2 separate regions of the Homo sapiens genome follow, and region 1 is linked to region 2. Evidence: chromatin loops called from intact Hi-C (ENCODE). Cell type or tissue: B cell. All regions are shown on one strand. Each heading gives the region's core, and the rest is flanking DNA. Links, peaks and the distances in the headings are about the cores only.

Evidence for each region. Hi-C counts contacts between places; a loop is a spot of excess contacts. Peaks named below come from ENCODE experiments on the same cell type or tissue, not always from the same donor. Only the 100,000 strongest peaks of a DNase experiment are listed, where the experiment ranks them.
Region 1: it touches region 2 in a loop (7-fold over the local background); 2 of 110 quality-filtered maps call a loop at or near these places.

Annotation. Positions count from the first base shown.
Region 1 is chr1:16,607,969-16,616,551 of GRCh38, reverse strand. It overlaps NBPF1 (NBPF member 1), which reads left to right and starts at 2,988. Exons shown (of 18, transcript NM_001405701.2): 1 at 2,988-3,214; 2 at 7,773-8,044. RefSeq lists enhancers at 2,187-3,144, 8,281-8,583. In B cell, for the core only: no CTCF peak of the experiment used is centred there; DNase peaks (open chromatin) are centred at 3,031, 3,581 and 3,841; H3K4me3 peaks cover 2,171 bases; H3K27ac peaks cover 734 bases; H3K27me3 peaks cover 295 bases.
Region 2 is chr1:16,075,869-16,084,451 of GRCh38, reverse strand. No RefSeq gene overlaps it. Among named protein-coding and RNA genes, the nearest start is that of FAM131C, 6.5 kb to the right of the region's middle. RefSeq lists enhancers at 1,109-2,041, 2,091-2,590. In B cell, for the core only: CTCF peaks have their summits at 5,203 and 5,409 (motif pointing left); a DNase peak (open chromatin) is centred at 5,371; H3K4me3 peaks cover 351 bases.

The DNA of each region.
Region 1 (8,583 bases), core at 1,976-4,475, 530 kb before region 2:
AATTTTGTATTTTTAGTAGAGATGGGGTTTCACCATGTTGGCCAGGCTGGTCTCGAACTCCTGACCTCAAGTGATCCACCCACCTTGGCCTCCCAAAGTGTTGGGATTACAGGCATGAGCCACCGTGCCCGGCCGAGACTCAGTCTTTAAAATAATGAAGTAAAATAAAAACATAAACCTCAAACAAAAAGACAAACTATGATTTCAATCATTGTGAAGCTCTTGATCTAGTAGATGATATATATATATATATATATACATATACCAAAAATACTATAATTTCAGAGAAGTGCTATAGAGTCTAATGTTTAACAACTTCTGGCATTTGACTGATGGTGTTTAAAGCTCTTCCCGCATTTTCCAGGGGTATAAATCGAGGCAAGTTATTTGGTATTTACTGCATTTTGGCTTCTTCATATGCAAGGGGGTTATGATAATAATACCTACCCCATGAGGACGGTATGAGGACTAAAGAAAATCGTGTATGTATAGCCTCGGCCAATGCCCATAGACACTGAGTACTCAACTAGGTGTTAGCTAGCAGATTTTAAATTTGCATTTATTCGTATAGTTTTTAAGGTAAAATTTACATTCATTGAAATGTTAACTGTATGTTTTTTGACAAATGAATACACTTATATAACTCATATCCCTATCAAGACAGAGACCATTTTTACCACCCAGAAATTTCTCTCATGTAACTTCCCAGTCAATCCCCTGCCAGAGGGAACCACTGCTATGATTTTTTCACCACAGATTAATTTTCCCCTTTCTAGAATTTCAAATAAATGGGAAGGTATGTGCTCTTTTGTGTCATTTATCTTCACAGACTTTGAAATAAAAAAGTTACAATTTTAAACCTTTTGGGCATTTAGTAAAAATCTCCTTCCCACCAGTAGCCACCAGTCACCAGTCTTCATTTCTCTCTCTCTCTCTCTCTCTCTTTGAGACAAGATCTTGCTCTGTCATCCAGGCTGGAATGCAGTGGCATGATCATGGCTCACTGCAGCCTCAACCTCCTGAGCTCAAGCAATCCTCCCACCTCAGCCTCCCAAATAGCTGGGAGTACAGGTGCCCGCCACCACGCCTGGCTAATTTTGCTTGTATTTTATGTAGAGACAGGGTCTCACCAAGTTGCCCAGGTTAGTCTCAAACTCCTGAGCTCAAATGATCTGCGGGCCTTGGCCTCCCAAAGTGCTTGGATTACAGGTATGAGCCACTGTGCCTGGCTCAGTCTTCCTCTCTTAAAGCAACCAATGTTATTAGTTTTATGTGGGCCACCCCATGGCTTATCATTATTAATTCAGGTGTTTATACAAGGCTCTTTGAGAACTCAGTTTTAAAGGTTACCCAAAGCATCCTAAGACAACTCAGCCTAAAACGATATAAAATCAGTTTTAATATAACTGAAGTTTCTACATTCTGACTCCAACTGTCAGATTGTGACATTTTCTCTTTCTCTGACTTTATGCCAAATTTACTTCAACTTCTAGCATCCATCATTCTCATTTATGAACAAATATGTATTTAACAAATGTGGAAATACAAATCATGAAGCAAACAAAACCAAACCCTGGGCTTACGTAGCCGATAGTAAAAAATTCACCAAAATAACCACCCGATTACAGTTTCATGCAATGTGATAGGAGTAAGGGACCACCATAGGGAGGTCAGAAGGTGCTTTTCAGAGGTGGAGACTACAGCTGTTCTCAGAAGAATAGGGGTTAGAAGAACTTTCCAGGCACAGAGCAAAGCATGAGCAAAAGCTCTGTGGAGGCCAGGAAGCTGGTAAATAGGGAATAAAAGAGGCCAGTTTGGCTGGAGCAGAGAGAGCAGAACAGAATTGGTCTGAGTAGTGAGAAGAGATGAAGAAGTGGGCAAGGCGCCTGGCCATTCGGGGCTTGGTTAGTTAGGAGGTTTTGTCTAAGAGAATGGGAAGGTGTTTAAGTGCTTTAGGCTGGGAAGTGACACGGTCACATTATATTTTGGAAAAGCCACTCTGCCTGTTGTGTTGAGATTAGAGAGGCGATAAAGGGGATATGGGTAAACCACAAGAAGACTAGGTCAGTAGTCCCTCGACCCTCACTCCCCAGGTGAAGGCAGCCTAGACTAGGGTGGTGACGGAGGAGATAGAAGAGGACAGATTCAAGGAAAATTTGGAAGGTAAAAACCAGTAGGATTTGCTGACGGATGGAGTATAGGAGGGGAGAGGTAGATTATCAGGGATGTATCTTAGTTTTCTTATACAAGATAGATTCAGTTGCAATGAAATTGTTAACTGAAATTGACTTTAAATAATGGCATGACCTAAAGTTATGCAAACATTTGCCTTAGATAAAATATCAAGTTTTCAAAGTTTTTAGCTGGGTGGACGGCATGGCTTTACTTCCTATTTCTTGGTATTCTAATCCTGTTGAAAAAAAAAGTTTTTCTTTTTCTCAAAGGCTTATTTCAGTGGAAGCCCATCTGCAAAATCTGTTAATAAATTTAAATTAGAAAATAACTACAAGTGCCATTGACACATTGGTTATTCTTTTTGAGAGTGACCTAAGGCCACCTCTGGGAGAGCTGGGGGCTCTTCTGAAGCCTGCCCGACTGCACCGCGTGCCCGTGCCTGGAAGTCAGATTCGGGGCGGTGCGGCAGCGCGAGGCCTGCAGTCCTAAGCGCGGGGTCGCTCCAGCCCCAGAGGGGGTGTGTCTCCTGCCTCTTCAACCTGGCAGGGGCTGTTCAAGTGGCCGGGGAAACCAGCGATTTGGAGGGTCGAGGGCTGGTGCTTTGAAAGACAGGCGGAGGGGAGAGAGGGATTTCCCCGTCCCCGCTGCACTCGGTCCTTCCCCTGGGTTACTCCTTTCCTCCGCCTGCGCGGCCCCTAACCTGCTCGAACCCGTTGTGCAGAAGAGGCCGCCGGGTCCCTTTAAGGCCCCGCCGCGCCTGCGCCTTGGGTTATCCTGACACGCCCATCGGGATCCTGAGGAGCCAGTGGGCTGCAGGCGCAGGCGCAGGCGAGGGGCTGGGTGGCGGTTGAGACAGCGGCGGTACTGGGAGGCGTAGGTGAGGGTCGCGAGGCTGCCCGAGCTTCTGAGCGAGCGCGGTGCTTTTGGGAACGCGGGACGGGCGATCTGCGGCGCCAGGAGCTGGGCCGAGGCGCGGCGGCGCGGCTGCCGGCTGCCCTGTGAATGGGAAGTTACGCGAAGTCCACCCAGCGTTTCTGAGGTGAGGGCGCCGCGCCAGGCTGGGCGGGCGGTGAATCCGGGACCCGCGGGCGCACAGCTGGGTCGAGGCGCGGCCGTGGCAAGTTTTGTTGCGCGAGCGCGGGGGCGGGTGGGGGCTGTGGGGGGTCGTGCACCGCCGGGGCCTGAGTTCCCCGCGCTGGATTCTTCGCCTGCCGCTGCCGCCCGCAGCCCAACTCTCGTGGGCGCTGGGGAAGAAACTCGCTGGCGGGTGTTCTGTGGCATCCCAGGGGGTGGAGGGACGGAGCAGCTTCGGGGGCACGTCCTCCTATATCCTGTAGAGGACACTGACCCCGCACCCCACCCTCCAGGCCAGAAATCCGTTCCCTCTGCGGACCTGAGAGGCGAGCGCGCTCGCGCCCCTGACTTGCAAAGTTGGGGTCTTTACTGGCCTCCGGGCTTCTGCTCCTGGCGGTGTCTCCAGGCTGGTGATGGGCAAGCCAGGTGTGCCAGCTCCAGGATGCACATGAGCAGCATTTGTAGCCATCACTGAATCACCTCCTGACTAGCGGGGCAAGCCTCAAATGAACCGCAGGATTTCGGGTAGATTGGATTGTGGGGTTGCTGTTTGCACTCCAAAGAGTTGCTGTGATTTCCCTGCGTCTGGCTGGCTGGCTGGCTTCTTAGATCATCTCATGTGGCGTCCTTTCAGCGGAGAGTTAACCAAGACGTTTGGCCTGGCTTCCTTGTTTTCCTCCTATCTTTTGCTTAGAGCTGCTTTCGAAAAGAAGTCTTTTCTGGCAGTGGTATCTTTTCTTTGGGTTACAGTGTTGTTCATCCTTTCTTTGCCAAAAGAATGAATCCCAGTGCTTCAGGAAGTTAAAGAAAAGATCTGCTGGTAGTGTTCTGAGCTGATATGCGTTAGTAGCTTTTTGTTTTTAAATTCTATTGGTAAAATTTCACTAGTGAACCAGAAGCTACTTTTTCTATTCTGAAATGCTAGCTTTAAGATTTCTGAGAACTTTGCGTCAAAGAAATCTTGGAAAAGTTACTGAAGTATACAGAAGTTCACAATTTTACATGTGCAGGTGGCCCGGGCGCAGTGATCACACCTGTAATCCCAGCACTTTGGGACGCCAAGGTGGGTAGATCACTTGAGCCCAGGATTTCCAGACCAGCCTGGGCAATGTGGCAAAACCCTTTCTCTACTAAAAATACAGAAGTTAGCTGTGTGTGGTGGCGTGTGCCTGTAGTCCCAGCTACCCGGTAGGCTGAGTTGGGAGGATCACCAGAGCCCGGGAGGTTGAGATTGCAGTGAGCCGTGATCATGGCAGTGCACTCCGACCTGGATGGCAGAGTGAGACCCTGTCTCAAAAAAAAAAAAAAAAAAGTAATGAATTTTTACCAAGTGAACCACCACAGATCAAGAAATTGAACATTACTAGTCTGGGGTATATTTGTAGGGGTGGCATTGTTGGTTTTAGAGGTATATGAATGATAAAACTTTAGTATTACATATTGTTGAACATTTTCCCAAAGTAGTTGTACCATTTAGCAGGGATATGCTGGTTACCCCACATCTTCGCTGATACCTGTCAGTTAAAAATTATTTTGCCATTCTAGTAGGGGTGCAGTAATATATCAGTGTGGTTTCATTGAGATTGAGTATCTTTTATTGCCATTTATATGTCCTCTTTTGTGACGTGCCTGTTAAATCTTTTTATCCAGTTTTCATTGATATGCTTGTTTTCCTGTTGATTTGTAATACTTTATTCTGGATATGCCTCCTTTCTAGGATTTATATGTATTGCATTTCCCTTTTTTCAATCTGTAGCTTGCGTTTTCACTCTTTTATGGTGTTTTTTCATGAAGGGAGATTCTCTTTTTTTTTTTTTCTTTTTGAGACAGGATCTCACTCCATCGCCCAGGCTGGAGTGCAGTGGCACAATCACAGCTCACTGCAACCTTGACCTCACAAGGCTCAGGTGATCCCCCTGCCTCAGCCCCCAAGTAGCTGGGACCTACAGGGGAGTACCACCACACTCAGCTGTTTTCTGTATTTTTAGTAGAGATGGGTTTTGCCACGTTGCATAGGCTGGTCTGGAATTCCTAGGCTCAAGTGATACACCTGCCTCGGCCTCCCAAAGGGTTGGGATTACAGGCATGAGCCACTGCACCCAGCCTGAGATTCTTCATTTTAATGAAATTATACTTTATTAATCTTTTCCTTTATGGTTACTGTTTTTTGTGTCCTGTTTAAGAAATCAATGCCTAACCTAAGAGTATGAACACATTTTTCTGTGTTAACCTTATAACGATTTTATTTTAGTTTTTGCTTTTTTTTTTTTTCAGACAGGGCCTCAGTCTATTATTGCCCAGGCTAGAGTGTGGTGGCAGGATCTCAGCTCACTCAACCTCCATCTCCTGGCTCAAGTGATCCTCCCACCTCAGCCTCCTGAGTAGCTGCGACTATAGGCATGTGCCACCATGCCTGGCTAATTTTCATATTTTTTGTAGAGATGGGGATTCAACATGTTTCCCAGGTTGGTCTCGAACTCCTGGGCTCAAGTAATCTGCCCGCTTCAGCCTCCCAGAGTGCTGGAATTACAGGTGTGAGCCACCCCACCTGGCTATGATTCACTTTTTACTACATGGATGTGTCTGCTTGATCCAGCACCATTTATTGAAAAGACCATCCTTTTCCTTCCGCACCATGTGGCACTTTTTTTCATAAATCGAATGACTGTATGGTCATCTGATTTATGAAATTAGTGTGGGTCTGTTTCTGTTTCTGGACCAACTTGGGTAACATAGTGAGATCCCATCTCTACAACAAATAAAAATAATAAATAAATGAATAAAATTTAAAAAATAAGTGCGTAGAGCAGATGGAGTCATAGGTGATAATTTATAAATGATTGCCAGTTTCTTGGCTACATATGGGTGTTGGTAATTCAGATGTGTTGGGTGTTCAGGCAAAACGTATTAAGTGAATTATATGGTGTTCAGAATGATTGCTAGATGTTCATTGTGACTTGAATTAGATGTTATTTGAGCCTCACAGAGCTACAGTTTTTACTCTTTTATTTATTTGTCTTTTTAAAATTTTTACAATCTTCCTGTCAAGGCAGTAACTCTTTTATACTTAATTGTTCTTAAGTATACTTAATTACCAGAAAAGCTTTATGGATCATACCTAAATAAGTGTTAAGCCATTTAAGGGGCTCACGTGCTGTGATATAAACAATAGTATTCTACATAATAGTTTTAGGACTACATCAAATAATTTTTTTTTTTTTCTTGAGACAGTGTCTCGCTCTGTCGCCCAGGCTGGAGTGCAGTGGTATGATCATGGCTCTCTGCAGCCTTGATCTCTCAGGCTCAAGCACTCCTCCCACCTCAGCCTCCTTAGTAGCTGGGTCTACAGGCATGCACCACTGTGCCCGGCTAATTTTCTCCTTTTTGTAGACAGGGTTTTCCTGTAGTGCCCAGACTGGTTTCAAACTCCTGGGCTGAAATGATCCTCCCACCTTGGCATCCCAAAGTGTTGGGATCACAGGCATGAGCCATCACACCTGGCCATTTTAGTTTTAATAATTTTTATATTTTTCTAATTTAAAAGATGTACTAAAATCTCTTACAGCTATTATTTATGAATATAGTATTCATTGTTGTTATTATGATGATTTTGTATGTGTTTAATCTGATTTTCAATATAAGCTCCTGGCAATTAGAGATTTTGTCTCTTTGATTCACCAGTGTATTCTCAGTACTTGACCTTGCCTGGCATGAAACAGATATTGAATAAATATTTCTTAAATGAATGAATGAATGAACATACTAATACCATATTCAACAACCTCCGAGTATCACAGTTTTCACCATCTAACAAATAAAGTAGCTTGTATAGAGTAGAGTCACAGTCAACCTGCCATAAAAGGACATGTCAATGAAAAATAAACCTTCGTATGTGTAGCTGCTAAGATTTTGGGGCTTTTGTTACCGTAGCATAACCTAGCGAAAGCTCAGAGAGACAGCATATACAATATACGTGTACAGATAGACCAGCTAGACCAGTAGATGAGATTCCAAAGCTACTTTAATAAGCATTAACTAACGACACCCACACTCTCTTAATTCCCTAACAGAAATAATGGAATTCTTGTTCACTAAGATCTGCCTCAAATATTACTTACTTTGTGAAAACTTCCCTGGCTACTCTAGTATTTAGTCAGGACTCTTTATTTTTTTCCCCCCAGGCTGGAGTACAGTGGTGCCATCATAGCTCACTAACCGCTAACTGAAGGCTCAAGGAATCCTCCTGCCTCAGCCTCCCAAGTAGCTGAGACTACAAGTGTGCACCACCATGCTCAGCTTATTTTTCCTTTTTTCTTTTCCCAGACGGGGTCTTACTATGTTGCCCAGGCTGGTCAGGACTGTTGATTACATATGACAGAAACCCAACCACCTCTAGTTCCCACCACCTTTCAATCTGCTCTTCCCTGGGTCTTCCCAGTCTCCGTAAATGGCAGCTCCATCCTTCAAGTTACCGAAGCCCTAAATCTCAACGTTAACCTTGATTTCTCTCTTTTATCTCACAGGCAATCTGAAGGCAAATCCTGTTTAGACCCAGGCGAAGGTTCCCGGTGACCCGGGCTCTCACCAGCCAATTGTCCCTTGCCGTCCTCCTGAGGGTGCCTGGAGCTTAAGCACTGTGTGCTCTTGGCCTCCACACTGGGGATGCCGCTGACTCCCACTGTCCAGGGCTTCCAGTGGATTCTCCGAGGCCCTGATGTAGAAACTTCCCCATTGGGTGCACCAAGAGCAGCCTCACATGGTGTGGGCTGACATCAAGAGCTGCCAGATCCAACAGGTAAAAATCCCGAGGCATTGCCAGCTCAGTGGGGTCAGAGAGTCCTCTTTGTATTATGACTCAGATGTGAAGGGAAGATGTCAAGGTCCCTAAACATTGCAGGGCCTTGCTTGGCATGCAACAGATATTAAATAAATATTTGTTAAATGAATGAACAAATATCCACAGCATGTGCTGCCCATGAGCTGCAGTGCCGTGGTCAGGTAGAAGTGATTTTACTTCAGGAGAGGACAGTGTTCTCTCCAGGACTTTTCCTTACTAGCTAGATCTGCATCCCTCTCCTCACTCTTCCCCTCTCACCCCCCATTCTCTGCCCCCATTTCTCTCTGTTTCCACCCTGCTGTCCCCTTTCACCTGCTTTCTGCTCTTCAGCTTTGGTGGCTCACCCCCTCCCTGTCCACCTGCATCCCCCAGGCTAAGGCTCCTACACTGTCCTGGGTGGGGAGATGTGTCTGGTTTTAGGCAGTGCCCTCTGGATGTGTCCAGGATGGGGAAACATGGCTCAGTTGCCAGTATAATGGGTTAAAAGTGGCCACTTT
Region 2 (8,583 bases), core at 3,988-6,487:
CCAGCTACTTGGGAGGCTGAGGCAGGAGGATTGCTGGGGCCAGGAGTTCGGGCCTGCAGTGAGCTATGATTGTGCCACTGGACTCTAGACTGGGAGACAAAGCAAGACCTGTCTTTAAAAAAAGTGGAAAGTTGGGGAAGAATTTTTTTTTTGAGACAGAGTCTTGCTCTGTCGCCCAGGCTGGAGTGCAGTGGTGTGATCTTGGCTCACTGCAACCTCTGCCTCCTGGGTTCAAGAGATTCTCCTGCCTCAGCCTCCCGAGTAGCTGGGACTACAGGTGTGCGCCATCAGGCCCTGCTAATTTTTGTATTTTTGTGGAGACGGAGTTTTATCATGTTGGCCAGGCTGGTCTCAAACTCCTAGGCTCAAGTGATCTGCCCGCCTCAGCCTCCCAAAGTGCTGGGATTACAGGCATGAGCCACCACTCCCGGCCGGAATTTTTTTACAAGAAGGGAAAAAAGCCCCATTTGGGGACCTCCTACATCAGTCCCTTATCTCCCATCCCGGCAGGGAGCTCAAAGTTCCTACCAACTCAGGGAACCAGGACCTGGTGGCAAGGAGTGGGGGTGGCAGGACTGTAGAATCCACACATTCAGTGAGCTTGCTGGGGGGCTTCTGCCCACTGCTCTTCCCCTAGGAAGGAACATCTCGAAGGCAGGTGAGGCCTGGGGCCCACCCCTCAGCTGGCACCACCCTGACCTGGACTTGTGCCCCCTCCATACCTCTGCTGGGAAAAACACTTTCCCACAATGTGAGTTTCTCCACCCCCCCGCCCAGCCGCTTCTCGGAGTGGGAAGGGCAGGAGTGGGCTGGGCAGGGCTGGGCAGGGCTGGGCAGGGCTGGGCAGGGGACACCAGCTGGGCTGTGTTTGTTTTTGGGGTTTTCCTCTTAGACTGGTTCTCTAAACAAAAGGCCTGGATGGTTGTGGAGACGGAGCCAGCCCCAGCCCCTCCTGGGGCCAAGGGGGTTCCAACAGAAGATTATGTGGGAGGGGGGCATTTAGAGTCCCCCCAGGGCCATGTCGTCTTAGGGAACATTTGAAGCCCAGTGACACGGGTGCTACTTTCCTATTTTACAGAGGAGGAGACTGAGGTTCAGGGAGGCCCAGTGATATACTCAGTGAAAGCTGAGGAAGGGGCTGGCAGGGGGTGGCTCAGGAGGAGGGCTTATTTTGGGGTTGCACTGGGTGCTTGGCTACCCTCTCCTCCTTCAAACTCCCTCTGTCCCCTCGTTGCACCCTCCCCCCGAAGTCGTGTTTCCTTCCCCAAATCTCCCAGGCTGTGCCTCTCGCTCTTTCTTCTCCAGGCAGCTCCATCCTCAGCTTTGTCCTCATCAGTCTCCCCCAGGGTGGGCACAAGCCCCTGGCGGCAACATCCAAACCACTGGCACCAGGCCATAACCATGCCATTTCAAGAGTTTGCATGGGCCACGCTCTGTTCTAAAAGGTGTCACCCAAGATTAGCTGCTCAGTCCTCACAGCAGCTCTGGGAGGTGAGTACTCTTCTTATCCTTGCTTTGCAGGTGAGGAAGCTGAGGCCCAGAGAGGGGACGAAATTGACCATAGGTGGCAGAGCCCTATTCAAACCCAGGCAGCCTGGCCCCAGAGCCCACACACTTGCTTCTCCAGGTTGCCCCTCTGGCTCTCCAGCCTAGACCTCTGACCTGGGCTCTCCCAACTAAGGAGAGATGGGAGCTATGGTGGCAGAGGTGCCCCGGGCACCATCCCTGCCTAGCCCCCACCATAGCTCCCATCTCACTCTGCATTAGGCCTGGTTGCTCCATGACCCCACCCCACCCCCTTGGGTCCCATTCATTCATGGCCACGTCCCCATGCCCAGCACAGCAGACGTGGTACACAGTAGGGCCTCAGCATGTATTCTCAGAGGAACAAAGTGGATTCCAGTCCTAGAACCAGCCCCAGCTTCCCCAGAGTGCCCTCTGCTGGTCAGACCAGACACTGACCCAAGGCCTCCAGGCCACCAGCCCTCCTTGATCCTGGATCATCTAATAAACCCCTGGGTTTATAGAGCTCCTTTCTCCCACCGAGCTCAAAGCACTTTCCCATCTGTGATCTCTCTGGCCTGGGACCCGCCTCAGAAGTGTGGGAGGGCCCAGTATTCATCTCCCCATTTTACAGAGACGAACCAAAGCCTGGAGAGTGATGGGACGAGCCCCAGCGTGCTGCTGGCAGCTGCAGAAAAGAACTTACAGGTCCATTCATCCAGCCCTCTAGGGTACAGATGAACATACTGAGGCTCAGAGGGGAACAGACTTGCCCGGATGAGTCCTGGGCTAGAACCCTGGTGTCCTAAATGCCATCCAGGGCTTTCCCACGACATCAAGATCTCTGTCTACAGAGGCAAGGAGTAAGGCCTTGGCCAAGTCATCGAACATAAGGAGCCTGTATTGTCCAGTTGTACTTCCTGCTCTTGCCTTCCTCCCAGGGGATGACTGACAGGGAAGTGCTCCTGAACCGCTGTGAAGGCCACGAGGCCAGGTGAGGCCAGATGAGGCCAGGTGAGGTGGCGATCAGAACATTGGCCCCTACTGCAGATTTGGGCGGGACCCTCACCCCTGCCTGGCATAAACACCGACCCAGGAGGAGGCCCCCACCCAAAGCTTTGCTTTCAGAGGGGCCAGCATGCTGTCTGCTAGCCCACCCTGCCCTGGCTGACCTGGTGGGGGACCAAAGGTGAAAATAAATGCTTAAGCAGTGTGACCCTGAGCGCCAGTTCCTGCCCCCTGTTGTGCCCCTCCCGGCACTTCGGATTTGTCAACTTATTATTTATTCCGGGGACTTGTTAATGTTGTCTCCTCTGCCACACTCTAAGCATCAGAGCTCACTGCAGCCTCAACCTTCTGGGTTCTAGTGATACTCCCACTTCCGCCTCCAGAGTAGCTGGGACTACAGGCGCGTGCCACCATGTGTGGCTAATTAAAAATTTTTTTTTTTTTGTAGCGACAAGTACTCACTATATTGCCCAGGTTGGTCTCGAACTCCTGGGCTTAAGTGATCCTCCCATTTTGACCTCCCAAAGTGCTGGGATTAGAGGCGTGAGCCACCAGGTCCAGCCTATTTTCAGCTTTGAGGGCCCTGTCATCTCTGTCTACACCACTCTGTCGGGGGAGTGTGAGGCAGCCAGAGACAATAGGTAAACAAATGGGTGTAGATATGTTTCAATAAATCTTTGTTTAGGCCGGGGGCGGTGGCTCATGCCTGCAATCCCAGCACTTTGGGATGCTGAGGTGGACGGATCACCTGAGGTAAGGAGTTCCAAGACCAGCCTGGCCAACATGGCGAAACCCCCATCTCTACTAAAAATACAAAAATTAGCCGGGATTGGTGGCACATGCCTGTAGTCCAGTTACTCAGGAGGCCGAGGCAGAATTGCTTGAATGAGGGAGGCAGGGGTTGCAGTGAGCTGAGATTGTACCTCTGCACTCCAGGCTGGGTGACAAAATAAGACTCTGTTTCAGATAAATAAATAAATAAATAAATAAATAAATAAATAAATAAAATAAAACAAAACCTTGCTTACAAAAACAGACTGTTGGCCATATCTAGCCAATGGGCCATAGTTTGCTGGCCCCTGCTCTTATCTCCAGGACAGCTGGATCACTTCCAGACCATGGCTGCCGCCTGAGCTGTTCCCTCTGCCTTGGAGGCCAAGCATGGCTGTTCACTGTCAGCTATAACCCATTGTAGGTGCTGCTTCAATCAATATTTGATGAATAAAGGTGTGAACAGAGAGTAAAACAGGCAAGACCTCTGTGGGACTCGAAGGATGTGTGAGGTATGGACTGATTGTGACAGGGTGTGCAGCTTGTGCAAATGTCCAGAGGCAGGAATGGGGGAGATGCTCAGGCCCCAGGGGTTTCCAGGCTCAGAATCGCCCTGAAGGTCAAGATAGAGGGGACTGCCAAGAGTTTAAGGGCTGCCCCAGCATGATGATGGCTTGGACCACCTTCTCCCCCTCCTAGAGTTACTGGGAGGGTGAAACAGGACAGGAGGGTAAGGGTCTCCAGACAGCTCCTGACACGCAGAAAGGCCTCAGCTGCCATGATGATTATTGGTACTGTTTTTCTTTAGTTTGTTTGTTTTGTTTTGTTTTATTTTGTTTGTTTTTTTTTTGAGACGGAGTTTCGTTCTTGTTGCCCAGGCTGGAGTGCAATGCCGCGATCTCGGCTCACCGCAACCTCTGCCTCCCGAGTTCAAGCGATTCTCCTGACTCAGCCTCCCGAATAGCTGGGACTACAGGCATGTGCCACCGTGCCCGGCTAATTTTGTATTTTTAGTAGAGACGGGGTTTCTCCATGTTGGTCAGGCTGGTCTTGAACTCCCAACCTGAGGTGATCCACCCGCCTCAGCCTCCCAAAGTGCTGGGATTACAGGCATGAGCCACCTCACCCTGCCGATTATTGGCACTGTTAATAACCCAGACACCTGAAACTGCCCCTCAAGCTCCCACTAATGGCTTGACCTGGTCAGCAGGGCTCTCGCCGCACTGGGGCTGGGAGTAAACACCTGTTTACTCACCAGGCTAGGAGCTTCCCCGGCACAGGGACTGGATTCATCCGTGTTCCCAGTGCTCAGGACAGGGCCTGGCAGCATGGCTGTGTCTCCTGCATCAGACTTGGAATTCCCTAAGGGCTCTGTCTCCCCCATCAGACTAGGGGCTCAACTTTCTGTCTCGGCCTATCCCACCTAGTCCAGCCTGCTTTCCTGGGGAGGGCTCTGACCTAACATCCAATTCCAGTCGGAGCCTGGAAGTGAGAGTAGGCATATTCCGAGAACGGCCTGTGACTTTCTCAGGCTCCCCAGAAAGGCCCCAAGTCCTAGCCCCGGGGAAACCCCAGGCGGGGCCAGGACACCAGAAGTGACACCTAGCACCTGACTCCTCCAGACTGGAGCAGCGGGTCCTGCTGGCTGTGGTGTTCCAGTCCCAGCTGTGCTCCTAACTGGCCTTGGTTCCTTTCCTGGGGTTCAGTCTCCGCATCTGTACAATGGGGGTCAGGACCACGTGTTGTCTGACTTCAGGAGCCTGGCTAGGCTATACAGAGACTTTGTGCAAAATTGTAAAAGGCCTTCCCTCTGGGTAGATGCACCCTGTGAGTGCACAGCTTAGAGGAAGTGACACCTTTGTGCTAGGAAAAAACCTCCCTGTCCTGGGGCAGACACAGAGCTCTACACAACGGTAGAGCTCAGGGCTTTGGGACCAGAGCACGGGCAGGTTTTGGTCCCCTCCCACTCAGCCAGGCTCCTCTGTGCAGGGTGCAGCATGCACCACCCAGAGCCATGGCTGGGGCTGAGTTACCAGCAGGGTACTTTCTGGGTCAGCAGACGGCGGGAGGAAGGAAAAGGAAAGCAACAGAGAATGATGCTGTCTCAGGCTGCCCCCTGATGGCCAGCGGCTGCCTCACACTCACAGCTCTGGAAAAGCAACAGTTCTAGCAGGGGGGCTTCCTTCTACCTGCAGAGATCCTGAGATCTAGGAATTGGAGTACCAGCCCTCTGAACCTTGAGGAAGGGACCCTGTCACATAGCAGCCACCATGGGCCAGGACAGGGCCGGGCATTTTAGAGATGAACTCAGGGCGCCTCTTTTTTTTTTTTTTTTTTTTTTTTTTGAGACAGAGTCCCTCTCTGTCACCCAGGCTGGAGTGCAGTGGCGTGATCTTGGCTCACTGCAACCTCCGCCTCCTGGGTTCAAGCGATTCTCTTGTCTCAGCCCCCAGAGTAGCTGGGATTACAGGTGCATGTCACCACGCTGGCTTTTTTTTTTTTTTTTTTTTTTTTTTTTTGTATCTTTAGTAGAGACTGAGTTTTCCCATGTTGGCCAGGCTGGTCTCGAACTCCTGACCTCAGGTGATCCACCCGCCTCGGCCTCCTAAAGTGCTGGGATTACAGGCATGAGCCACCGTGCCCAGCCCAGAACACCTCTTTACCCATCAGACTGAAAGCTCCCAGGGAGGGGGCTGGTCTCACCTCAGTGTCCCCATGCCCAGCACAGTTGCCGTGTCTCTTCTGTCAGACTTGGAGCTCCCTGAGGGCTCTGTCTCCCCCATCAGACTGAGAGTTTACCCTTCTCTCTCTTTCCCTAGTCCAGCTGGTTGCCTGGGGGTGAGGCAGGGAGATGACCTGACACCCAACTCCAGCCAGCAGCCCCCAGTCCTGAGCCTGGAGCTGAAAGTGGGCCCATTCTGAGGTCAGCCTGTGGCCTTCTTTCTCAGCCTCCACCAAAAGGCCCCAAGTCCTGGCCCCTGGAACCCCCCAGGCAGGGCCAAACCTCCAGAGAAAGCAGGGAATTCTCCTGGAAACTCATGTGCACCTCCATCTCACCGAGAATGAATGGAGGGGGGATTTGGTTCACAGATGAGGAAACAAGAGATGTGCTTTGGACAAAGACCAGATTCCACTGTGAGGCCCTGCAGGAGCTGCCACCTCTATCCTCCTCCCAGGACCTGGTCCCTCCCTCCCACCTCCGGACCGTGGCCATGGCCTAGCCTCTCTGCCCAGCCCCTCTGCCTTGGAGGCCCTCCCCTCTCTCTACCTAGCTAAATCCCACCCATCCATCAGCTGTGGGCTCTGTCATTGTCATTTCTCTGGATGTGCCTTTCATGCCTGGGACCAGATGAAGTCCTCTTCTTCACTCTCAAGGGCTCCTTTCTGAGCGCTTCCAGGGCCGTGATTCTAAATGTATCTGGGTCATTATTGAATTAACACCTGCCTCCCCCACCAGAACCATAAGCTCCAATGAGCGGGGCCCTTGTCCGTCTCATTCATGTCGTAATCTCGGCACAGACTGCGCTTGTCACACAGCAGGTGCTCAGTGAGCAATTGCTGGATGAATGAAAGGTTGAATCAGTCCTGGCTGATTGAACCAGTCCCACGTTCTAGATATGGGACCTTGGGCAAGTCTCACTTTCTCGCATTCATTCAGCAAATACTTATTGAGCATGGATCTACTGCATGTTGGTTTTGGCACAGGATTCAAACCCAGATCTGACTGGCTTCTGATGCTGTTCTCTTTCTGCTTTTCAAGCTCTGCCCTTCTTGCGATGTTTGGGGCCTGGGGAAGGGGTCCAGCCCCACCCTCTCCCACTGGTCCCTGGATGTCATATATGCCAGTCTGCTGTGGCCCCCTGCCTCCAAACATTTGTGCACACAGAGCCTTCTACCACCAACAGCCCACTCGACCTTCAAAATCCGCTTCTAGGGTCACGATCGCCTGAAAGCCATCCCCATAGCCCTTGGCAGAAGTGACTCTCCTGTCACACACTTGGCTGGCATGGAGATGCAGCACTGTCCACCCTGACCCTGCGCTATTTATGCACGTGGCTCCTGCAGCGTCCCCGCCCCACCCCCAGGGCTGCCAGGGCAGGGCCTGGTCTGATTCATCGCTGTAATGGTTGGCCTTGATTAATCTTTCTCTGATCAAACCCTGCAGCAGCTCCTCTTCACGCTCCAGTGCCCAGCCAATCAGGGCCAGGCACTCAGGGCTGATGCATGCTCGGAGCAAGGCCACCGGAGTGGGGGTTCTGCCTGGATCCCCGAAATCATGGCAAGAGAATGGGCTGCTAGGTGTGAAGGGCACAGCCTGGACACTCTCTCCTCTCCACTCTAGCCCAGCAGCGGCATGGCAAAGAGGGCCCTGGGGGCGGGCAGTGGAAGGTCACAGGGCAGATGGGCTATGGGGTGAACTGGGAAAGGACAGTGTGGCCCCGGGGAGGACAACCACACAGCTCAGAGCTGTCTGGACATCGTCTACTTCAGCAGAATTCCAAGGTGAATGTGAGCGTGCAAGGAGAGCCACCGGCCCTGCGTGGCCTGGTCTCAGGCTGGTGCCAGGGCTGGGCTGAGAGGCAGGAGACCTGGGTTCTAGTCCCCGCTCTACCACTGATTTGCTGTGTGACCTTGGGCAAGCCCCTGCCCCTCTCTGAGTGCCAATGTGTACAAGGAGAGGATTGAGTCAATGTGGAACTGACCAGCATGAACACCAGAGGCTGGAGAGCCAGATCTCCAGCCCAGCCACATCTCTGAGTGGGTCAGCAAGGGACCCTAGGTGGGGCCACTGCCTTGCCCTGCCCTCCTGTCCCTGGCTTAGGCTAAATGGGGCACAGTGGGGTGACCAGGCATCCTCTCCCCTGTGAGCTGCCCTGTCGTCTTCTCAAGTGTCCCTCTCCCTGTCCCATCTACCCCCAAAGCTGTCAGGCTGCCAGCAGGGAGCATCAGCTGCCATGACGGAGCATCCTGCGTCATAGTGAGTCAGAGCCCTCCTTCCAAGCCAGATCCAGTCACTCCGTGACAGGAAGAAGAGAAGGACACCACTGCCTTTACAAGCCCAGGCCACACAGGACGGGACCCCAGAGCCTGGCACAGGCAGATCCGCCTTTCCTTCTCCACACAAGGGCAGGCACACACCTGGCACCAGGGCATCCAAGGTGATAGCAGGCTGTCCTTTCTGAGCCACCCTCTCCAAGGCCAGACCTGGAGGGTACAGTTAGGGGGGCTCTGAGCAACTGTGACTGAATACAGCGCTGACTCAAGGATTGGCACATTTGTCTTGTTCACACTGGCACACAG